Linked DNA regions of Mus musculus: regions 2, 3 and 4 are each linked to region 1. The links are chromatin loops, found by intact Hi-C in ENCODE. Cell type or tissue: heart. All regions are shown on one strand. Links, peaks and the distances in the headings refer to the core of each region. The heading gives the core; the rest is flanking DNA. Region 1 overlaps Zfp469 (zinc finger protein 469). Region 2 holds the start of Mir7237 (microRNA 7237). Region 3 has its middle 32 kb from the start of Zfp469. Region 4 has its middle 13 kb from the start of Gm39268.

Evidence for each region. Peaks named below come from ENCODE experiments on the same cell type or tissue, not always from the same donor. Only the 100,000 strongest peaks of a DNase experiment are listed, where the experiment ranks them.
Region 2: it touches region 1 in a loop (5-fold over the local background); 28 of 42 quality-filtered maps call a loop at or near these places.
Region 3: it touches region 1 in a loop (7-fold over the local background); 5 of 42 quality-filtered maps call a loop at or near these places.
Region 4: a loop joins it to region 1, with 4 times the contacts of the local background. A loop is called at or near these places in 16 of 42 quality-filtered maps.

Annotation. Positions count from the first base shown.
Region 1 is chr8:122,257,377-122,263,212 of GRCm38, forward strand. Zfp469 (zinc finger protein 469) reads left to right here. Exons shown (of 3, transcript NM_001362883.1): 2 at 1,244-1,309; 3 at 2,564-5,836. The coding sequence starts at 2,691. Among named protein-coding and RNA genes, the nearest start is that of Zfpm1, 22 kb to the right of the region's middle. In heart, for the core only: no CTCF peak of the experiment used is centred there; a DNase peak (open chromatin) is centred at 2,185; H3K27ac peaks cover 365 bases; H3K27me3 peaks cover 2,992 bases.
Region 2 is chr8:121,975,352-121,981,187 of GRCm38, forward strand. It overlaps Banp (BTG3 associated nuclear protein), which reads left to right. Exons shown (of 14, transcript NM_016812.4): 3 at 549-640; 4 at 3,204-3,403. It overlaps Mir7237 (microRNA 7237), which reads left to right and starts at 2,673; the gene lies at 2,673-2,735. In heart, for the core only: a CTCF peak has its summit at 2,793 (motif pointing right); no DNase peak of the experiment used is centred there; H3K27ac peaks cover 532 bases.
Region 3 is chr8:122,195,421-122,201,256 of GRCm38, forward strand. It overlaps a transcript of Zfp469 not described here. Among named protein-coding and RNA genes, the nearest start is that of Zfp469, 32 kb to the right of the region's middle. In heart, for the core only: a CTCF peak has its summit at 3,106; DNase peaks (open chromatin) are centred at 3,211, 4,011 and 4,611; H3K27ac peaks cover 463 bases; H3K27me3 peaks cover 232 bases.
Region 4 is chr8:122,159,909-122,165,744 of GRCm38, forward strand. It overlaps a transcript of Zfp469 not described here. Among named protein-coding and RNA genes, the nearest start is that of Gm39268, 13 kb to the left of the region's middle. In heart, for the core only: a CTCF peak has its summit at 3,300 (motif pointing right); DNase peaks (open chromatin) are centred at 508 and 3,313; H3K27ac peaks cover 456 bases; H3K27me3 peaks cover 303 bases.

The sequences.
Region 1 (5,836 bases), core at 286-5,285:
GGTGAATAGAGTTCTCTGCGACCCCCTGCCAGCCTCCATGTCTTCCAGCCTCTGTTCCCCATCTCAGAAAAAAGGCCTCAGCCAAGCCTCTATAGTCTGCCGCTGTAAAGAGTCGCATGTCCCTCCTGGGCATGTACCACCATCAGCAACAGCAGTCCAAGACAGGCCCACAGGGTCAGGAGTGTAGGTGTGGCTGGTGTCCCACAAGGTTGCAACCCAGTGTTCTTGGTGGCCAGAGTCTCGTCAGAGCCTCAGCTGGGGCCAGGTCCACTCCTTAGGTGGTTCCTCACATGGCAAACCTCAGCTCCTCACCACATTTTCTCTCCAGATAGTCACTCTATGTCTCAGCTGTGCAGTCAGAGAACTGGGGTATGACCTGGGTCGGAGAGCCCAGTACCCTCATTACCACCAGGATCTGTCCCTTAACAGGTTGTTACATTCAACCTGTTAGGGATGAGGTTAAAGGGCACTTACCTCTTATATATTTTTAACATTCATGTGCTCAGCTTGTTTGTTTGGGGAGGAGAGCGTGCCCCAACGCACATGTGAAGGGCAGGGGAAGACTTGCAGGACCTAGTTCTGTCCACCATGTGGTTCTGGGGATCAAATGTGGGTTGTTGGACATAGTGGTAAGTACCCTTACTCCCTGAGCCATCTTAGCAGCCCATCTGTATTTAAAACCACACAGACAGCATCTGGCCAAATTTGGAGTCCCACAAGCCACCCCTTCAGGTCCCCTTTGCCATGTGCAGAGGCCAAGGTAAGAGGCTGCCCAGCATCCCTGAGGGCTCTAGACCTGGAGGCAGCCATGTGGGGGTACAGATGAGTATAACTAACAGGATCTTTATGTGGGGTGCTATGGAGTGAGCGGACACGAAGGCTCACACGCAGTGGCAGCAAGCAAGGAGCAAAATGCCAAGCCGAAGATGCCCAGGAGTGGAGTGCCCTGGTGGGAACCCGATGTGCTCTTTGGTGCTGACAGGCAGTTTGAAGCCATGGCACTGGGCAGGCTGAACAGGTCCTGGGCTGCACAGTAGCTGGAGTGCAGCTGGGGCCGAGCGGCTTGCTCCACCCACTGGCATTTACTCTCTCCTTCTCAAGACACATTGGAGAGAAGCAGTTAGCTCTCTTGGGGCTCCCTGCTCACATGGGACCAAGCAAGGATAATCTGGGGGAGACAGAGCATCCCGGATTCTAACACATTGCCCTCTCTCTCTCTATGTGTGTGTGTGTGTTTCTGCAGACAAGAAGGTCCCATTCCTCAGGCAGTTGTTCAGAAGAAGACCACTGAGGGGCCCCAGATACCCAGGTATGTGATAAGCACAGCTAGTGTGTATGGAGAGCCACCACTGACTGGAGAAGGTGGCTTGTCCTCCAGGCTCCCTCCACCCCAGCATAGCAGCTCCTCAGACAATAATTGGGGGGGGGTGTCAGCAGCCTCCCCCAGGCTGTCTGGAGCTAACAGGCTGTTTGAAACTACAGCTCTGAGCAGGCTAGATGCTGGCATCACCCTGGGACCCCGGGACTAGCCAACCTTCCGCTCTGACGGTTCCTGGAGCATGTAGTGGCCAGGGCACAGCTATGGTATTCTGTATTTACCTCACCACCCACCCACCCACCAGCGGAGCTTAGTTCTGCCCTAAGATACCTTCCTGAAGCCAAGATATCCACTAGGAGCCCCACCTCCTCTTCAACCCTCAGTGAGAGCTCCTGTTCCTAGGCAGTAGCATCACCCATGGGGCAGGAGCTGTGTGAGGGACCCTGGAATGCCTAAACCTGGTGTGACATGACTGAGTTCTGCAAAAGACTAGGAGGTGCCCCTTTGGAGGACCCACTCCCTTCACTAGCAGTGAGGCCTTGGGAAAGTGGTCTGGGTTCCTTACCCATCATCAGAGATGACAGAAGTGATTCTGACTGTCTATCTCTGTGAGGACATTCAACAGTACAACACTGGAGTTACCACCATCAAACAAGGCCTTCCCAAGGACTGCCCATAGCAGTGAGGACCAGAGGAGGGGAGTAGACCCTCCTCCAGGTGGGTAGGCTGGAGAGGAGCCTGTGTGTGACAGAGGATGAAGCCCTGTCACCTCTCCATCCCCCCTATCCCAACCAAGTTTACCCTGTTCTCTGGGCTTTTGTGGTTGCTACCCAGTGTGAGGGGTATGCTGCCCACTGCTGGTAGGCACTGGAACTGCATCTACCCTGAAGATCTGGGATAGGCCTGCCCTAAACTAGTGGGGCCTTTGATTCCCTGCAGGTAGCTATTGGGACTTCTCTGCAGAGGCAAGTTGTCTTCTCTGATACCCAGACTCCTCTCCCTTTCCCACTTTCTCCCTCCACTTTGCTCTATACCGCACTAGTATTCCTGGCTCCGCTGGTCAGAGCTCCTGCTGTACAAGCTGCCCAGCCTCTTTTCTGAGACAGGGTCTTCTAGGACAGCCACACAAGTGATTGCTGCTTCTGTCCACAGGAGGGTACAAAGTCTAGCATGGGATCCCTGGCCCTCCCTGCAGGAGATCCAGCCACCATGACCCTGCAGCTCATTTCTGTCTTCTCCTTGCAGGCTCCACACAGGACCATGAGTATAGGCTTCCGTGAGCCCCGCCAGGGGGTGAGGATGGCCAGGCAGCCCATTACCTGGGCTCCTCCTCCAATCACTACATCCTCCTAGCATCCGGGACGGCGGGGCCATGCCAGGAGAGCGGCCCCCAACTTTGCCCAGAGACTTACAGCCCTGCCAAATTGCCAGGAGTCTAGGATGCCCCTCTCAGCACCCCCTCAAGGACCACGGCTCTGCCAGCAGGACCACCCAGGGCATGAGAGATGATGGCAGCAAGGCCCAAGGTTCCCCGGAAGCCCAGCTGAGTCAGGCCAAAGATGTGGAGCAAGAGGACCTGATCCTGAGAGTGCAGGCCCCAGCAGCACGGAGCTATGCACATGTTTACCCATGGCCGGCCAGCAGGATGGAGAGCGGCCACCCCCAGCTCCACAGCCTGAGTCCTTCGAGGATCAGATGCATCCTGGGTGAGCCGCTCAAGGATCTGCGTCATGAAGCCCCCCAGGTGTCAGATACCAAGGTTCCTCAAGGCCAAAAGACCAGAGCCCGCCACAGGCCTGGCATCCCAAGGGCCAAGGCCCTGCCCTCCCCAGAAGAGAATAGCTCCCAAAGGTGCTTTCAGGAGGCCTCTTCCAGCTTTACCTCCACCAACTGTACCTCACCAAGTGCCACCCCCGGGTCCTTACCCCGGAGGGCCCCCCAGAGCGATGGCACCAGCCCCCATAGGCATGCTTCTGGCACTAACCTCCAGGCCATTGGGACCAACCCCTGGCCTCCTGCTGCTGAAAACAGCTTCCCAGGTGCTAATTTTGGGGTCTCCTCTGCAGAGCCCAAGCCCTTCCCTGATGGCAGCAGGCCTAGCAGCCCCCAGGGGGTCTCTGCCCCCTACCCCTTCCCTGTAGAGACAGTCCAGCATGAGAGGGCAGCTGAGACAATGTTGTTCACCTTCCACCAGCCCCTGGTAGCATGGTCTGAGGAGGCCCTGGGTACAAACCCTGCCTACCCATCCCTGCCTTGCAACCCGGGCCCGTCAGGGGGAGCCAGCGCTCCCAGTGATCTCGGAGGTGCCCTCTCACCACCTGGTGCTGCTCGCTTGCTCCCGAGCCCCTTCCATGATAGTTTGCACAAAAGCCTGACCAAAGGCATTCCTGAAGGGCCCCTTCCCGCTCGCGATGGGCTGGGGAGCCCCAGAGGCCTCCCAAATCCTCCACCCCAGAGGCACTTTCCAGGGCAGGGGTATGAAGCGAATGGGGTGGGTACCAGCCCAGCATCGCTGGACACAGAACTGCCCACCCCTGGGCCACCACCCACCCATCTGCCCCAGCTGTGGGATACAACAGCAGCTCCTCCTTACCCCACGTCTACCCTGGACCCTGCAGCTGCTGCCAGGACTGCCTTCTTCGAAAGCCAGCAGCAGCTCTGCCTCCCCCACAGTCCCCCGCTGCCCTGGTCCCCGGTGCTTACCACCCCTGGGCCGAATTCCCACCAAATGGGGGTACTGAGCCAACTGACATTCCCCAGGGGGTCTTCTGAGTGGCAGGGGGACAGCCCGGGAACCCTGGGTGCTTTGAATACAATCCCCAGGCCTGGAGAGTCAGCTCTCAGGAGCAGCCCAGGCCAGCCAAGCAGTTCCCCAAGGCTGCTAGCCTATGGTGGGCTGAAGGACCCTGGGACACAGCCCCTGTTCTTTGGGGGAGCCCAACCCCAAATGTCACCCCAGGGGGCCCTCAGCCTGCCCCCACCTAGGGTGGTGGGGGCTTCACCCAGTGAATCTCCTCTTCCCTCACCTGCGACCAACACAGCCAGCAGCAGTACCTGTTCATCTCTGTCACCGCCATCCAGCAGCCCAGCCAACCCCAGCTCTGAAGACAGCCAGCAGCCTGGACCCCTCAGGTCCCCAGCCTTCTTCCTGCCTCCCACCCATTCCCAGGAGACCAGCAGCCCCTTCCCTTCCCCAGAGCCCACATACACCCTGCCCACACGCTATCAATCCGAGACAGCCAAAGCCTTCCCTCTCCCCACAGAGGGACCAGGGGCTGAGGATGCCTTCAAGAGCCAGGAGGGAGCCCCATTCTCCCACAAGAGCCCCTCACTGGGCAGAGACGGGTTGAAGGGCTTTCCTCCAGAGCCACCACCTCCACCGCCACCGCCACCTTACTCAGCCCAGCACTTCTCCCTGAGCAGCGCCAGCCTGGACCAGCTGGATGTCCTACTGACCTGCAGACAGTGCGATCGAAACTATAGCAGCCTCGCGGCCTTCCTGGAACACAGGCCACTCTGCAGCCTCCTGTTAACCAAGACCAAGGATGGCTCTCTGCAGCCCCCAGGGCTCCCCACACCCACCACCACCTCAAAGGCACCCACCGATGCACACTCGGCCTTGCTTGAACACAACCAGACTGTCCCCTTCCTGCTAACCAGAGATGACCCAGCTGTCACCTCCTTCCCACTCCCCACCTCGGACCTTGATATGGAAGATGACGCTAAGCTGGACAGGCTCATCACCGAGGCTCTCAACGGCATGGAGTACCAATCAGATAATCCTGAGATAGACAGCAGCTTCATTGATGTCTTTGCTGATGAGGAGCCTTCAGGCTCCAGGGGGCCCAGCACTGGGCATCCCCTCAACAATCAGGTGGGATCAATTTCCAAGAATGGTACCCAGCCCCAGCTCCCATCCAAAGCTGCTGTGCCAGAACCCCAAGCCCCCTGCACTGGAAACAGGAGCCACCCAGCCCGAAACAGGCCCAAAACCCGTTCCCTGGGCCTTGCATCTGTACAGGCAGATGCGACCACCCTGGTCAGGCAGCAGAGGAGAGGGAAGCAATTCAAGTTGTTTCGGAAAGAGCCCGGTATGGCCAAGGGTACTAACAGTCAGGCCAAAGCCATCTGCCTGAGGCCAAGAAAGAAGGGTCACAGTGCAGAGCATCCCCGGCCCCAGGCTCGCAAAAGTCAGACTCGCAAGGGCCACGCTCGTGCAGATCACAGCATCTCCAGAGCCACCTCCAAAGAGACGAGGAGCTCCAAGCACCTGCAGCTGCCCTCTGGGAAGGACTCCAGGAAGAGGAGGGGGCGGGGCGGCTCCTGGAGCAAGGAACTCATCCACAAGATAGTGCGGCAGAAAAACAGGCGCCACGGGCAGCAGGCACCACGGAACCAAGTCTCCCATGTCCCCCCGCTGCCTGGAAGACCACCTAGCACCCAGGAGGGCAGGCTCAGCGGGCAAGGCTGTGCCTCTGAATCTGAGGAAGAGGCTGGTATGCAGCAGCGGCGGGATTT
Region 2 (5,836 bases), core at 419-5,418, 280 kb before region 1:
TTGGGATGGTACTGCAGAGGTTGGCGTTAGGGTTACCTTGCTTATCTGAAAGCAGGCCTTAAAGGTCAGCAGGAACTGTTTGTGGGCGGCTCGTGAGCAGTTCAGCTTCCGTGTAAGTCAGCGTGTTGGCTGTGCTAGATTGGGGCATATGACATGCAGAGAGGGTTGTGGCTGTCAGTATGTACGTGCTCTCAGCCCCATGCAGGGAGTGGGCCAGGACCTCAGGCCAGGCCAGGTGAGGGTGCTTTGGATTTTACAGTGACGTAGCCGCAGACACACTAAACACAGTGGGGAAGCAGTCACCGATGACGGCGCCTCAGTGTGCTTTGCCCACCAGGCTCTGGGGAGTATCGATCGGGTGGTCTGATTTTGGTGGGGATGGATGAGGGAGGGCCTGATTTCTGCCTGGCTGAGGATTTTAACAAAGAAATGGCTGTGCCATTTTCATCAGCCTCAAGGTACCGGCACTGTGTTCGGCTGTAGAGGCACAGAGCCCCAAGGAACTCAGCATGCTCACTCCAGCTTCTGTCTCTGTGGTTGCTTTTCAGTTGTTTTGGAGAATCATGTCGTGACAGATGATGATGAACCTGCCTTGAAGCGCCAGCGACTAGAGATCAATTGCCAGGACCCCTCTATAAAGGTACCGTGTGGCTCCTGTGGGCACTGTGTAACTTTCTACCATCAACCTGGGCTTAGAATAGCAGAACCAACCCTCTTGCAGCTCTGCAGTGGCAGGGCCACACCTTCTGGGATTCTAAGGAGGCTCTCCCTGCCTCCTCTGCTGTGACCTATTGGTCCCAGCCTTATTACTCGAGTCCATGCCTGAGGCCTACCCTCACTCAGGCCCAGATGGGTCATTTATTTAAATACATGTGCAAAGAGCTTTTTTCCAGATGAGGCCACAGGAAGGGCCTGGCCCTGTAGTATTGAGATGCCACTGAAATGCTGCAGAAAATACAGGCCAGGTCCTTCCGGCAAAAGACAGGAGGAAACACTGGATTTGGGAGAGGACAAGCGAAGAGTCTTCCTGTGCCTGAGTAAGCCTGCCTCAGGTGGGAGGAGAGCTGAGGTCACTTGGGCCCACCCCCAAGTCCTGAGGTCACTGGGGCCCACCCCCAAGGCTGGCTGGGGTTGGAGGCTCCTTAGGCAGTCGGTGCATTGCTTCCGGACTTGCTTATTTGGGATCCAGTGTCTGCAGAACACGAGGTGAATATTATTACAGGAGAGAAGTTTATAAGAGTGACTCAGATGACACCAGTCCTTGTCATAGGCTTCTCTGTGTCAACTGTGACTTCTTAAGACACTCAGCTCACTCTGGTGACAAGAAGGTAGTGCCAGCTGAAGCTGGGAATTCAGAATCTACTCAGGCCAGAAGGGGCACCACGCACCTTTAACCCTGGCACTTGAGAGGCAGAGGCAGGCAGATCTCTGAGTTTGTGGCCAGCCTGGTGTACATATTGAGTTCTGGAACAGCCAGGGCTACATAGAAAGAAGCTATCTCAAAAAATATTGAGTGAAATCCACCTTGACAGTATCAGATCTCAAAGTAACCCGTGACCTTAACTGTAGCATAGAGCACACAGAGAAACAGACCATGGAGGAAAGCAGCTGCCTGGGGTCTGCTGGAGACACTGCATGTGTGCTGTCGCATGCAGCCGAGTGCTGTCACGGGATTGGAAGACATTCACGTACCAAATTGCCAAAGTAATTCTCACCAGACAGGTCAGGGCTGTTTGTGGGCACCTGACCCGTGGAGCAGTGTCAGGAAGAATGCTGTCTCTCTTCTCCTCTATGGGTTTGCTTGAGATGTTAGTTAGTCTGTAACAGGGATTTTCCTCTCTCAGTTGGCCACCATGTAGTTGTCATGGTGTCTGCCTGCACTGCCGACGCTGCTCCGTTGATAGCCGAGTGGACACTGGGGATGAGCTGAGCGCTGCTGCTTGTTCCCTCGCAGGCACAGCCTTGCCCCTAGAGAGCATGGTTAGCGGGGAGCGTCAGGTCTTCTCCTTAACCTTCTTCTTACTAGTGTCTTTCTGTGAAAAGAGGCCTTTAAGCCAGGGTTCAGGGTGCTGGTTAATGACAGGAAATGGAGGAGTAAGGCCCGTAGCACTGAAGAAAAGGAATCTTCTCTAAGTGGTGCTGGCTCTGGCAGAGGATGTGCTGAGTTGGGGCAGATGTGAGGGCTTTGGGTATGCAGCACTTTCCCATGGCTGCTCCTGACTGCTGTGCATAGCAGAGAAATAGAGCAAGCTCAGGGTTCTTCAGGGCCGTGCCTGGCTACTCAGAATGCTCTGACCCATGCATTCGTGCTTTGCCACACCCGGTTGTTGTTGGTGTGGTATCTGCTTCTGTGGCTGTTATGATTGTGATTCTGCTCCGTGATTCCCTTTCAAGTTAGAGCAGAGATGGCTCCCATTAACTTGGACTGGGTGCAGAGGGACACGCTGTTCTGCCTGCCTGTGCTCTGAGGTCCAGCGCTGGCCTGACCCTTTGTTCTCATAGGCTAGCACCTTCTTCCTGAGGTGCCTGAGGCTGCATTTCTCTTCCAGCCGAATCCTCATTGTGTTTTCTTCAGCGGCTGCTGGCCATACACAGTTGAATGATTTCCTGGCACCCAGAATGTTGCCTGGGAGGCCTCTCTTCACAGTAGAGTTCCTGTGTGCGCCATGTACATGGTAGCTTGTGACAGGACTGGCCCTTGGGAGAGCAAAGCCATCCTGTTGAGCTTACCGAGCACATGGCCTGCTGCTGACTTCCAGCTTGCTAGTTGGAAACTGCTCCTCTTGTGGGCCACTAGGTGGCACACTTGATATTTAGAAGGTCCCTGGAAGGGGTCATTGACAGATTTCAGTGAGGTATAGCTGTGTCCAGCCATCTTTTTTTGGTTTTCAGGGTTTGGATAGTAGTCTTATCTTTCAGCATTAGAAAAATTTTGTAGCTTTACTGTATAAATATTTGGATGAGCATAGTGACAAGCTTATTACTCCATGGCCTCAGGAAAGGTGAGATTGCAAGGGCTTATTAGACACAGAGGGCTGAATCCCTGTGCACGGCCCAGGGCTCCTCACTGAATATGTTGGCTCGGCCCAGGGCTCACTCAGCTGAAATACACTGGGTGGACTTAGGAGCCAGCTAGGGTCCTAAGGACTTGCTGCTCACAGTGGAAGACATCCTCTCTGAAGCTTTTCTGTTTTCATTTCCAGTCTTTCCTGTACTCTATTAACCAGACGATATGTTTGCGGTTGGATAGCATTGAGGCCAAGCTGCAAGCTCTCGAGGCCACTTGCAAATCTCTGGAAGAGAAGCTAGACCTGGTCACCAATAAACAGCACAGTCCCATCCAGGTCCCCATGGTGGCAGGTTCCCCACTTGGCGCCACCCAGACCTGCAACAAAGTGCGATGGTAAGTCCAGAAGACCGAGGCTCCGCAGGCCACCCTGGGAAAGCGCTCCGTGCCAGCCCAGGCGCCGCTGTTACTGATCTGCCCTCGCCCCGGATATCTGCCCTGGTGCTTCCATGGGGCTGGTTTCACTTAGACCGAAACCAAACACAGGCTCTGCTGGAACGGCCTGAGTTGCTCCAACTTTGTTTCTTGGCTTAAGCAGCTGGACTCATCTTTCCTTGCACCTGGCCATGAACTTGGCCCATGTATGTTGCTTCTTTTCTCTTTCTATCTCTGGCTGACTATTGCCTATGTTTTCTGCGGGGGTAATATTTATAATTTTTACTTGATCATAGAAAACTTTCCGTTTAGTCTGAGACTTGCCTTGTGCCTAATTTTTAAATAGGTTTGTGGCCTCCAAGAGAGCTTTGCATGGTTTGCACTCTGCTGGCTTGGAAGGTTCCATGCCTGGCTCAGTGGGATGGAAAGGTGTCTCAGAAGGGGTCCTTCTCACACTGGCTCCATAGGCAGTGTGGCATGAGACCTTGTGGGTGGCAGCACCCACCCAGTGTTCTTGATGTTCTAATTCTTTCCCAAGGTGTCTAGGAGGAAGTCCGTTCACAGTAGTGGCCTTAGCGCCATCTCTGTGCTCCAAGGCCTCCTCTTGCCTGTTAGATTTGGGAAGAGCAGAACAGTAGGGTAGCGATGCCAGCCTCAGCAGCCTAAAGGGACACCAGTGGCTTTGCTGTGGTGTAGGTGGTTGGTGGGTGCCACCCTGCCCATGTGTGCTGTAACTAGAGCAACAGTCGGTGCTTTTATGGATTCAAAGGGGTGGGTTGTGTGGGAAGGGAAAGGAGGGGTTACTTTGCTTGGTTTTGGGGTGGTCAAGAGTACCAAGTAACTGCCTGTCCTCTCTTGAGACAGTTCCTGACGACCCCAGATTCACTCTGTTCTCCCTCGGTGTCCTAGCCTCTCAGCAGAGACAGGGTTTCTCTCATGACTGGAGTGGGCTGCACAGCTCACCCCCCAGCCCCCTACATACTTGTACACACAGTGTCTGTGCAGGCTCTCTTTTGAAATGTCCCTTTGTCCCCAAACATAATGTTTGGAAATAGAGCTTTATGTTAATGGGGAGACGTGAAAGGACCGCAGTGTATGGGAGAGCATGTGCTTGAGCCTACAGGTTCAGTGGGACAGAGAGAGATGCAGCCTGGAGACAGTGGGACAGAGAGAGATGCAGCCTGGAGACAGTGGGACAGAGAGAGATGCAGCCTGGAGACAGTGGGACAGAGAGAGATGCAGCCTGGAGACAGTGGGACAGAGAGAGATGCAGCCTGGAGACAGTGGGACAGAGAGAGATGCAGCCTGGAGACAGTGGGACAGAGAGAGATGCAGCCTGGAGACAGTGGGACAGAGAGAGATGCAGCCTGGAGACAGTGGGACAGAGAGAGATGCAGCCTGGAGACAGTGGGACAGAGAGAGATGCAGCCTGGAGACAGTGGGACAGAGAGAGATGCAGCCTGGAGACAGTGGGACAGAGAGAGATGCAGCCTGGAGACAGTGGGACAGAGAGAGATGCAGCCTGGAGACAGTGGGACAGAGATGCAGCCTGGAGACAGTGGTTGCAGGCATCACCGACTGGCAGTGGAATATTCCAGAATGCCAAGTTCTTTGTGCTGTTTCCAATGAAGCAAAGTGTAGTTTTTTCTAGACTGACAGAGTAGTCGAGTTCCTAGAGAGTTCAAGTTCCATAAAAACTGCAAGGACGTCTCTGTCTGACTTCCGCCTAGGCCAGGGCTCAGAGTCAGACATGACTTCCTATGTGACTGCTCAGGGCCTGGGGCGTTCGTGGGGGAGGGCTTTGTGTTAGTTGTCTCAGGCATTGAAGGACACCTTACCCTCCTTGGTCACACCTACACTCTGGTGGCATTTTACATTGGTAGCCATGTTTGTCATACTGACTCCAGAGCTTTGGGCCTGCAGCAAACAGCAGTATTGTCCCCAGGTGAAATAAAAGAGCGGTGATCTTTGCTTCTTATAAGATACTGCCTATTCTGGGGACAGCACCTGGGCCTTTGTCACTTGTGGAACATGGTGTCTTCCGAGCTGAGGAAGTATTGACAGCATCTTTTTTCTCGGTTCTAGTTCTACCAGGTTATGGGAGCAGCAGGGGTGGAAGAGGGTGGTTTTTTGTGGCCTGACCTCAAGGGCACATGCTTTGGAATTCTGTCTGTCTGGGAGCACTGAGTGCCAAGGTCACCTAGTTGGACATTCCCAGGGGCCAGACATTTCCAAGTTCTGCTTTCCTCATTAGAAAGATGAGAGCTGGGACAGCACCTGGGTGTGGTGGTGACAGGGCCACACTATCCAGAAGGCTCTAACAGGGAACTCGAGAGCAGAACCCCAGGATCCCATCGATGGATGCATGAAGTCACTGATACAGATTCAGGAAGA
Region 3 (5,836 bases), core at 623-5,622, 62 kb before region 1:
GGTCGTAGGATCAGGGTGGCGAATAGGAGTACAGCCTGTTTCTCTCTGCATTGGTGCCTATATTGGGTAAGAGCAATTAAAGATGTATAAGGAGCGAGTATTAGCATCCCCATGGCAACCATCAGTGTAGGACATGTGTTGCCAGCAGCCTCCAAATGTTTGTCCATGCGGCTGAAGAATACATGGGTAGGTAGCAGGCCTGAGACTGCCTGAGGGCAGAGGGCAGAGGGCAGAGGAGGGATGCAATCTTAGTTACAGTTTCTTTTCTTTCTTTTTAAAAAACTACCAAGACCAGAAGCAATTTGGAGAGGAAAGGGTTATTTTCACCTCAAGACTCTCTGATCACATCCCATCCCTGAGGGGCAGGAACTGAATGAAGGAGAAGCCATGGACTGCTGCCTGGTGGCTTGCTCCCCCCGGATTGGTCAGTTTACTTTCTTAAACATCCCATGACCACGTGCCAAGGGACAGTAGTCGTGGCCTGGGACCTTCTAAATCAATCATGAATCAAGAAAATACTCTCAGGGGCTGAAGAGATGGCTCAGTGGTTAAGAGCACTGACTGCTCTTCTAGAGGTCCTGAGTTCAATTCCCAGTAACCCCATGGTGGCTCACAACCATCTGTAATGGGATCTAATGCTTTCTTTTGGTATATTTGAAGATAGTGACAGTGTACTCATTATATATATAAATATATGCATATACATATATATGTATATATATAATTTTAAAAAATTCTTAGCTGAGATTTCTTCTTCTCAAACAACTCTAAAACTGTGAACTTAACAAAAAAACTAATGACCATAGCCAGCTGCCTGCCCACCCATCCACATGTGTCCACTAGAATTTTCTCCCTAGGTTCAGGCACTGGCTAGAGGCTTGCCACAGCAGGGTTGGCTCCCAGGGACCCACTACAGGGTGGGGACCCAGGGAGGACCCTGTGCTTGGAAACCAGAAGCTGGACCCCCATCAATGTGAAAGAACAGGAGGGCCTCGGTCTTTATCCTCAAAGAGGATCCTGGGTGGGGGAGGAGGTCTAACCCAAGACTGGCTCAGCTCACTCCTGAGAATCTACAGGGTCTAGAGGCCAGAGTGTGCAGCTGCACGCTGCATGGCAAAGTCTCTCCTGTGCACCTGCAGACTCCGAGCCCACCTCACCTGCTACAGGTTAAGCAGTAGGCAAGCAGAAGTGTGTGCTGCAGCAGGGGAGAGGCCGTATCCCCTGCCCCTTTGGTTCCTCACAGGCTGACGACATCCTATTAAGTCATGCTCAGTCCTAGAAGCCACGGGCATACTCCCAGCTCAGGCCTGGGGTCCTAACATGTCTCCAAGCCATGCTTAGCATGCTCTTGGGGAACTGCCCAGCTGTGGGATGCCCAGGGGACAAACCACAGGATCATGGCCATCTCTTAGTGTCAAAGCAAGGAAATGGTTCAAGTATGTGTGCACGCACACACATACGCACAGGTGTGCACACATGTACGTACAGTCGCGTGTGCATGCACATGTGAGTGCTGTGGTGTCAGAGGGGCACAGGTGCCAACTGAATGGCTTCCAAGGCTGGAGCCACTGGAGCAGGAAAATGAATAACCGTGCAGGGTCATAACCCAAAGGATAAAATAAATACCCACAAGCCCATAATGGTCCAAACAAGCTCCCGAGTGAATAAATAATAAACCCGGGACTGTAAATGCTTCCAGACACTATAAGGAAGCTCAGAGAAGAAGGCGCCTGTGCCAAGTGGGAACCATGCTGGGTAGTAAGGGGATGGGGCTGGGGGTGACTGCAGAAAAGTGACTTCAATAAGTGACAGACCCGGGGCAGGGGCAGGCCGTGGGAGGGTAGGGTTCAGCCAGGGCACCAAGACCAATGTCATGGAAGGACACACTGCTAGTCTAGGCTTGCCATTATATGCAGAAGGGCACTCACTCTAGGGCTATCCTCCAGATGACCCCTTACTCAGTTCAACCCTGAGGAACATGAGGGATGCACTCCTAGAAATGATTACAGACGCCAAGCAACAAGAGAAGGCTAGGAGGTTATCATGGCGGAGTTCAGGACAGAAGGTGTGGCTGGGACTCCTCACATCTAGGCCACAGACAGGAAGCAGACAAGAAGTGAGGCCAGACTACAAAACCACAAGGCCCTCCCACAGTGACCCCCATTTCGTCAGATGAAGACACCCCCCCAAGGTTCTATAATCTCACCAAACAGCGCCCCCTCTGAGGACCAAGTGTTCCAACACATGAGCAGTCTGGAGACAGTTCATATTTGTTTTACAACGAATGAAATGTAAAGTGTATCCCTCCCCTCCCCTCCCCTCCCCTCCCCTCCCCTCCCCTCCCCTCCCCTCCCCTCCCCTCCCCTCCCTTTACCATCTTTTGCTCTCTTTAGTTCACCCAGATTGCAGACAGTATCAGTCAGCTACTGCTAAGTAACAGCCAGCCATGGAAATGGCAGCAGCACATGGGGATAGGCACCTGTCTCTCTCACCTTTGGGGCAGGCGATGTTGGTTGCATCTGCACCCAGCTGAGGAGAGGACGAGGTTGACTTGTGTCAGCTTCTCCCCATGAGCCTCATACTTCTCAGGCTGAGGAGAGCTCAGGGCTTGCTCCTCTCATGGTAGGCTCGGGAGCTCCCAGGGGCAACTGTAAACTCAGCCACTACCCAGCGAAATTCTTGCTGAAAACTTGTATCTTCCATGCAGGCCTGTGTTGGAGGAAGATATGGGGTGTCTGTGGAGTACATGGGTCATCCGTGGAGGACATGGGGTGTCCATGGATGACATGGGGCATCAGTGAATGATATGGGGCGTACTGGAAGACATGGGGCATCAGTGGAGGACATGGTGTGTCAGTGGAGGACATGGCGTGTCCGTGGAAGACACGGGGTGTCAGTGGAGGACCTGGGGTATTCATAGAGGATATGGGGTACCACTGTAGAAGCAGAAGGCTTTAGGGGTGAGAGGAGTTTGAGTGGAGAACTGTGTCCACTCCCATGGACCTTAAGTCCACCATGTCCCTCTTGGCTTCTGGGCCCATTGCAGAGCAGGATAGATTCTCAGGGATGACCGTGCACTCTTAGGCCTGGGTCACCTGCCTTCTCCAGCCACACGGGGACACTCTAGTGTCATGTGCATCCCACAGGGGACCTCACGGATTACTACAATCTTCTAACAGCTTTCTCCTGGCTGGGTGCTGGCCAGGCAGCCTTCCACACTGCTGACAGTGAAGTGAGCTCTGGAAGGACAGAGGGATAGCTACATGGAATGACAGTGGAGTTCATCAGCCCACAGAACCCCCAGGGCCCAATACACCCCACTAGATAGATGCACTAGATTCCCCATCTGTCTGTCACAGAGGAGTCTGCCACCGTTCCTCCTGACCTTGCCCCTGTCCCACTGGCCCGCTCCCCCACCGATCTGCCCCCTCTCCAGCATGGCCCTGATGACTGGCACCTCGTTGCCCTGAAAGGAACACAGGAAAGCAACTCCATCTGCTCCCATTAATCTTGGATGAAGCACGGTGTGTGAGGTGGAGTTTTTGGAAGGCTGCGCCGTGGGCTCGCCATTCAGATTTCTGGCTGCACTGCCGAGTTTAGCAGCCGAGACCATTAAAAAAGAATTTTTATTCCATTTCTACTTTTTCTTTGTTGGTACCCAGGCTGACATCTCCAGGGCCTAGAATTCTTGGCTCCATCCAGTTGGCCTTGGGAGTACAGGGACAGGCCAGCTTCAGGAGCTGGGCAGAGGGTGGGACGTAGATTCTGGTTTCGTTTACAGGGTGCCTCCAGGGAGGCTGTGGCCGTAGAGGGTGGGACCCCATTATTCTTGCCCACTGATCTCTAGGTCAGAGATGCTGAGCTCTGGCAGACCTCACTGGGACACAGTGTCAGCTCCCTCAGAGCCCCTCCCTGCGGACTCTGGCTTGAACCCTTACACGGGGTCACTTGAAGCAGCGGCGTCTTTTAAGAAGTGACAAGATGGGTAGCCACATGCCAAGGCCCCATGGCCTCCTGACAGACGGCTGGCTCCAAGCCAGAGCCCATCTTCCTATCTCATCACTGGTGTTTTCCTGCCACCCCAGCTACTGGTCAGACTGTGACAGACAAACCAGACAGGTCTACCTACGGGACCACGAGTAGGTCACATCAGTAGAGGAAATCCCACCATGAGGGTGGCATGGAATTCCTACTACTGTGGCTGCCAAGCTGCTCCTTAGGGGAACATCCCGGTTCTCTGAAGGATGAGCTCATGAACTGAGAAACATGGTGATTTTTTTTTCCAGGTTCTGAAAGAGTAAGACACGTTGATGGGAAAACGCAAATGTGTCCGCATGTGAGCAGGCAGTGCAGGCCAGCTCTGTCCAGATTCGGGGTGTTCTCATCGGGTCTGGCTTATGTATTTGTGGAGTGAGCCCTGCTCCCACCCTGGCTACCAGGGGCCTGAACCCCACCCCAGCTTCCAAAGCAGCCTCTGGTTTCCACAGCAATTGCTGGTCTGTGATGTCAGCCAGCGGCGTGGATGTCCCTCTGTGTACCTGTGAGGGCCACTCTTGGAACAGGGCCTTGCAGACAAGCCAGATAGGATGAGGTCATACCGGTGGGCCCAAAGCCAGTGCCTGATGTCCCTTTGAAGGGAAAAATCAGGCTGGGATACAGGCCCATACAGAGGAGTCACGTGAAGACAGGACAAGAGGAAGGTCTGGCACCCAATACTCCAGTTTCAGAGGAGCTGGCTCTGTCCCTGCCTTGCCCTCAGCCCTGCCCCTCTAACCTTTGGCCTGACCTGGGCATGACTTGGGAACCCCAGAGGGACCTCTGATCCCAAAATGGGGACTAAAAGCTCATTTTCAAGATACTCTTCATGCGCAGGAGCTCCTGAGTGGCCCTGACAAAGGACTCCAGTCTGGGGACTTGGACAGCAGAGGTGCCTTGTGTTTGCTCTGTTTTGAGACAGGATCTCATGTGTCTCAGACTGGCCTCAAACTCACTATGTAGCTGAGGATGTCCTTGAACTTGTGGTCCACCTGCCTCTACCTCTAGAGTGTTAGGGCATCACTACATTGTTCTATGTGGAGCTGAAGATGGAGCCCAAGGCTTTGTGCATAGGAAGCAAGTCCTCTGTCCACTCAGCTCAGCATGGCAGAGGGACTTTCTGTCATGTTACAGGCCAAGCTGGTGGCTGGCTAGCTCCTGGGGACCCTGGGAAGAGTCTTCTCAGGCCTCTTTCCAGCTCCCGGGGACCCAGCAGAGCTCAGTAGTCCCTCGCTAGGCCTCATCATTCTGTCTCTGCCTTCACATGGCTTCACCCTGGGTTTTAATCCAAGTCTCTGATTTCTCTTTAGGTGCACCCCAGTCACATGACTTGGGGCCACCTGCTCCATCATGACCTCCAACCCGGTCACACCTTCACAGACCCTGTTTCCAGACAGGGATGTGCAAGCGTGCTTGTGTGTGTACATACACAAGCAGTGTTCAGAGCACACCTCGGGGCTTTGTGGAGCCCCACACAGAGCATTGTGTATGTCTGTAGCCCCCGTCTGTTTGCAGCGTGGGGCAGGCACGTGCGGTTCTCTAACCCCACTTTCCATAGCTTCACTCGGAAAGATCTGCAGGCCAGCACAGCTCGGGCCAGGAGGGAGAGAGTTCCAGCAGTGTGGAAAAGCAATGAGCAGCCATATCTCCTGTTGCCAGCAAACAGAGTCAGATTCCCAGGCCACAAGCAGTGGAGCTCAGCTCCAGGGGAGGAGAGGTAGCCTGCAGAGGAGCTGGTAGGACACACAAAGGCATGCTGTACCATCTATACATCACATAAACGTATCATATGGTACATACA
Region 4 (5,836 bases), core at 451-5,450, 97 kb before region 1:
GTCTTGGGTTCTATAAGAGAGCAGGCTGAGCAAGCCAGGGGAGGCAAGCCAGTAAAGAACATCCCTCCATGGCCTCTGCATCGGCTCCTGCTTTCTGACCTGCTTGAGTTTCAGTCCTGACTTCCTTGGTGATGAACAGCAGTATGGAAGTGTAAGCCAAATAAACCCTTTCCTCCCCAACTTGCTTCTTGGTCATGATGTTTGTGCAGGAATAGAAACCCTGACTAAGACAGGAGGCAACACTGGAAGCTTTAAGGTCCAGGGATTGTGTCCTATATCTCGACAAGGCTGAAGAAGGCACAGTCTCTTTCCTCCCTTCTAGAGGGCCGTGGAGAGGCACTGACAGACATGCCAGTCGGCTGGTGGGGCTGGAGCCTGGAACTCTGGTCTCCAAATCAGTTCACCCTTACGCCATATACAAATAAAGACATGTGTCATGAGTCTTTACTTCTTCACTTCCCCAAATGACTCCCAGGACCCTGGTGGGGAGGGAAGTGTCCTGGCAGGGACTGGCTTCTTTCTACATCTGGTCGCATGGAGAGAAGGCTGAAGAAGTTGCAGGCAAAGGGCAGAGAACCCAAACAAAGGACCAGAAGGCAGGGAGGGCAAGGATCTCAGATCATCCCTGCTGGCTCAGGCTGGAGGGTGACCTCCAGAATCCTAGAAAATGGAGACCAGAGGAAGTAAAACAGACTCTCGAAAATCAAGGGGCCTCCCTTGGAAATGCTTAGAAGTGAGACCACCTGGGCCTCGATATCCTGGTCCCTCCCTATGCACCTCACCCCCAGGAAGCCCAGAACAGACAGTGGGCGACCACTCTGGGACTCTGTGCAGCAACCAAAACGCTTAGCACACAGAGAGTGCACCAGCTGCCGTGGAGTCTGTATCCTTAACGTATCCAGGGGAGATGCACAAGCTATGAACATGATCCTGAGAACATGGGGCATCTCACCCACACTCGATATGTGACAGGGGTGGGGGGTGCTGTGGGAGGTGTTCCTGGAGGAGTGGGGTGGAGCTAGAGTCCTTTACACCGGTAACCCAGAGCACGGCCTCCCTCCAAAGAGAGACCTCCAAAGCCCCATACTTCATGCCGTGGGTGGGGTCTACACTGAGTTGTGTTTTGGGGGACAAGCAATACTCACATGGCTTTAATGTTTGTGTGTGATTGACAGAGTCTTCGCTGAGAGCCGTGCACCCGAGCCCTGCAGGCGGGCCTGCTCTTCGCCGGAGGGAACGAATCAGAAGGGACCAAGGATCCACAGGTAAGAGCAGCCTTCTTTTCTCCATGGTGTTGATTTGACTTCGGCTCCTGCTCGTTTTGCTCATGATCTGTCTTGGATTTTGCCACACCGTCACAGTGGCTTCTGTCACTACCAGGGTGGCATTAGTACCTGAATTCATCCTGAGTGTTCGCTGGTGCTTGGCTCGCTCCATGCTGGAGCCGGTGCCTGGGCAGTCAGTGTGAGGCTGACTGATGTCTGTCTACTGGTTAGTTTTGTGCAGAAGCCAGTTTTGATCCCAGTAGGCTGTAGAGAAGAGCTTTCATGGTGTGTCCTAGTTTATTATGGAAGGGGGTCACTCTTTAAATGTCACTGGGGCCTCTGGGACTGATGTGCCCAGAGGCAAACATCTGTAAGAGGAGGGGACCATTGCTATTGGGCAAGGTACCTGCACACTCCTCCACACGGTGGTGATACCAAGAGTTCAGGTGGGACTCAAAGCAGCTTTTTGAGCTGTGACTGTGGCCTGCAGGATCCAGTCGCTGCCATGAGACAGAGCTGCATCAGGAACCTGAGAACGGGTCTGGCCATCCTGGGCTTTCCCCGTCACTAGCCTCAGTAGCGTCTGCAGCTTCTCCGTGGGCTGTGTGTCATGTGCCACATCTATAAAACACCCTTTCAAAAGAACCTTCTAGGCACATTTTTAAGGGAGGCCTAAGAAGGGAGGCTGTCCTGGGAGCATGGCTGCCCTGGGAGCACGGCTGTCCTGACAGCTTCCAACTCTCTGAGAGGACATGCTCTGTCCCAAACACCTTGGTGATCACCTAACGGTATAGGGACAATGGAGACCCATCAGCTGACCAACTGTCACAGAGTCCTGACATTTGTCAGCCTAGATGTCCCCCAAAGGCTCAGGGCATTGCTATGCAAACTATTTGGTTTAGTTGTTGTTTTTTATTCATTAGAGCAACTCAGTGTGGGGAGGTTTTCTGGAAAGGGTACCAAGAACCTTCTCCCTTGGGAGTGTCGAAGTCACCTGGGGCTACTGCTGTAGAATTCATCTATTCAGGGCCCTGACAAAGTTCTCCGGTAAATGACCTAGAAGACAGCACAGGCTGAGCTTCAATCAATGTCACTCACGCCAGAGGCTGCAGGTGGCACAAGTAACATCTGCCATTCACTCTGAGGCGATGACAGTCAAAGATGATGGAGAGATGGCAGGATGGAGAGGTAGCTGCCTGTCAAAGGAGGGGGCGGAGCTACTGTGTGTGGTCATGAGACTAGTGGGGGTGGCCCTGGGGTTTACCATGCGCCTGCATCTTCTGTTAGGATGTTCTCCTGGTCAGATAACTGGAGAACAATTTCAGTGGCCTGTGGTACCTGCCAGGTGATTTTCTGGGCCTCTCCGGCATGGTGGAGTGGATGAGGCTAAGGGCCTAGAACTCCAAGATGAAACTTGAGTCTGTAAGAGGGGGGAGCAGAAAGAGCCTGATGGTAGGGGTGCAGAAGGAGTGGAGACTCTGGACTCTGAGTTCTTATGGAAGAAGGCTTGCTTCCAGAGATGGCTCAGATGTCTTTGGCTGATTGTGAATGGTATGTGCTCCTGCTTGGAGGGAAGGGGGTTCCCCCTTGGTTTGCTGAGCTTGCTCAGAGTTCCCAGGCCAGGCTCTGAACCCAACAGGGAGGGTGAGTCTGGAACCCTCTTGAGGGCTGGCTCTGCCCCCAGGAGACCAGGGGCAGCTGGAATTCTCTCTTCCAGGGGACAGGGTGGGGTCGGGCTCTCTGCTCAGGTCACAGAGACACACAGATGTGATGCTTCATCTCAGGGACTTCGACCATGCAGTGCAGTCTCCGGATGGATCCCGCTGTATAGCAGTTCTTTGTAGGCCTTGCAATAACCATCCCCTGCAGGGGGGCGGGCAGCGGCAGCAGCAGCACCCCTCCCTCCTCAGCCTGACCAAGTGATGCTAACCAAGATCACTTGGTTTAACCATTGTCCCCTCCGGCCTCACCACTCAGGCCACCGACTGCAAGCAGGCCTTGTGGCTCTCCTCCCTCTGGACTGTGAGGCAGGGCTGTGCCACCAGAGGGCAGTGTCGGGGCCTGGGGAGTGCCTGTATCTGGGAACCAGGTAGTTGACCGTCTCTCTGGCAACCTTGGACACCTCTAGGGGTTGCAGGGAGCTTTCGCTGCAGTGTGCTTCCAGTCCTTCTGGGATGAAGTACATCCCCTGGGGCTCAGTCACCTGCAAGGAAGTAGTGACAGAGAGGACCATCTTTTCTGATCACGTTGAAACCGGGTGTGAAAATTGAGGGAAGGACAGGAGTTGGGGTGGGGTGGGGGAGCCTCGAGGCAGCTGACGTCTTCTGTGGCACCCTTCATTTCTGAGCAGCATGCCCCAGACCTAGTTACCTTTTCTGCCCGTCTCCTTTACTTTGGTTTGTCTTCCCCCAAATCCAAAGAGCAGATAGATGTTTGTATGAAGCCAGGACACCGTCACGTTAACCAGGTACTCACAGGGTTAGGAGGGGAGATCTCTGGTCATTACCTTGGTGTGAACAATCCAGATTCCGGCTGCAATGCTACCAGAACCAAACAACTTGGTCCAGAGCCCAGAACTTCTGCCTCGAAACTCATAGGGTTCCTTCTGGTGGCTATGAGCCCCACCAAATGGCATCTGGCTGTGAAGGAGCGCCTGCCAACTCACCTGACTTAGTGACCCAGACAGACCTTAGGTGCTGAGAAATCAAACAATACCTTCAAGATTCCCTTTCCCTTCTCTCTCCCACCTCACCCTGAGGGCGCAGGCACCACCATCCATATACGAGCTCTGGGGACATGTGGTGTGGCCTGTGATCAGAAAGCTGTGTACCTTCTCGTGCATCAAGGGGTCCATTTCACAAGCCACAGGGACCCCAGGGTCATGTAGGAAGTGTTCTTATCCCACTGGACAAAGTCACAACTGGTCTTCAGCCATCCCACACAGTGGCATCTCTCCTTGGAGGTCCATGCATTGGCCCCTGGAGATAGTGCGTCCCATCCTGTTCTGACAAGTTCCCCCCAGGGTCTTGCCTACAAAGCCCCACAGAGTTCTTTATGGCTTGATGCCCTCAGGATGGAGTGGCAGGGTTGCTCATCGTAGTTCCACAAGGATATCTGCTTGCAGATCGATGTCTGTGTTAGAGCCTCAATACCCAGGTGCCCTCAGGGCTCTCTGCACCTGCTGCGGCCATGTGCTCACTGCCTGTTCCTCTCCTGCCTACCCCCTCCCTCTTGTGGGAGAGTTAGACATGGGTAGCCTGCTGTCTGTGTGCGGGAGCCAGTGCTGGGCTGTCCTCTGGCCCCAGATCTGAGACGTCTGCCATCAAGAGAGGACATGTCCTGTCTTCTCCTCCCAGCCCTTCACCTGGCCTGGGCGTGTGCCAGGGCTCTGTCAGACAGGTATGAAAGGGAAGTAAGGGACCCATCAAATCGGGTTGTCTGTGCCAAGAGGCCGCCACTCAGTCGGGCCGGCTCAAGAGAGGCACAGGTGAGTGGCTGAACATGTGAGTGGAGGTGTCTGTGTGACCTCAGATCTGTGTGGGGACAGATGGCAGGTGCTGCCCAGGCCCAGAGCCCTGCGGTCTGACCTGCATTCCCACCTCTGCACGTGGTCAGTAACACACAAGCTACCTGGGCCTGGCTCCTGTCCACGCCCCACCTGCTCCCGCCTCATGTTCTTTGAGTGGCACCCCTCTTTTGGTCTCTGCACCTGCAACGTTGCTTTCCAGGGGTCCATGGCTCCTGGAGGTGAAGCTCTGGGGAAGGACAAGAGCCATGGCAATTAAGGGGAGGCGCTGGCTTTGTTGCCCTCCAGGGTGCCTCTTGGTTTTCTTGTTGTGGTTTATTTTTTAACCCGTTCACACTACGGAATATACAGTGTGTTCAAATGGAGCCAGAGATACCCGCATGGCCATGAGGCTTAAGGACAGAACCCAGCAGTGAGGCCCACTGCTTTCCCTGAGGCCGCCGGTACCCTGTGCTCGCAGGCATTCTGTTTTCTTTCATAGCCTAAGCACGTTTCCTCTGTGTTTACACTTTATCGATGACGTCACCAGGGAGGCAACTGACTTTACCCCCCATGTTCCCGTCTCTATAATGCGTCTGGGATGTTGTCTAAGACCCAAGGGCAGTCTGTCCGTCCTGCTGGGTGGCAGTGTGCCCTGCCATGCTTTCTGCTCACAGTCTCTCATCCTGGGTCACAGGAGTCTCTAGTGAAGACCCCGAGGCTCTGTGTAAGTGTACAGAGGTTTTTCTGAGGCCTATGTATGCATGACTGCTGTGGGCGTGGGGAACAGTGCTCTGTGTGTGCCCACAGAAGCCACGGCACCTGTGGCTTCAGGTGTTATAGTTGTCTGTCATTGGTGTCTCTGTTTTCTTTTTCTATCTAGTGGTATCAAAATGGTATTTGTTTGTCCTGGAACTCACTCTGTAGACCAGGCTGGCCTCAAACTCAGAAATCCACATGCCTCTGCCTCCCAAGTGCTGGGATTAAAGGCATGTGCCACCACTGCCCAGCTTGATATTTGTTCTTAAAGTTGGCTCCTTTGCTGCTGTTGTAAGTCGACATCTCT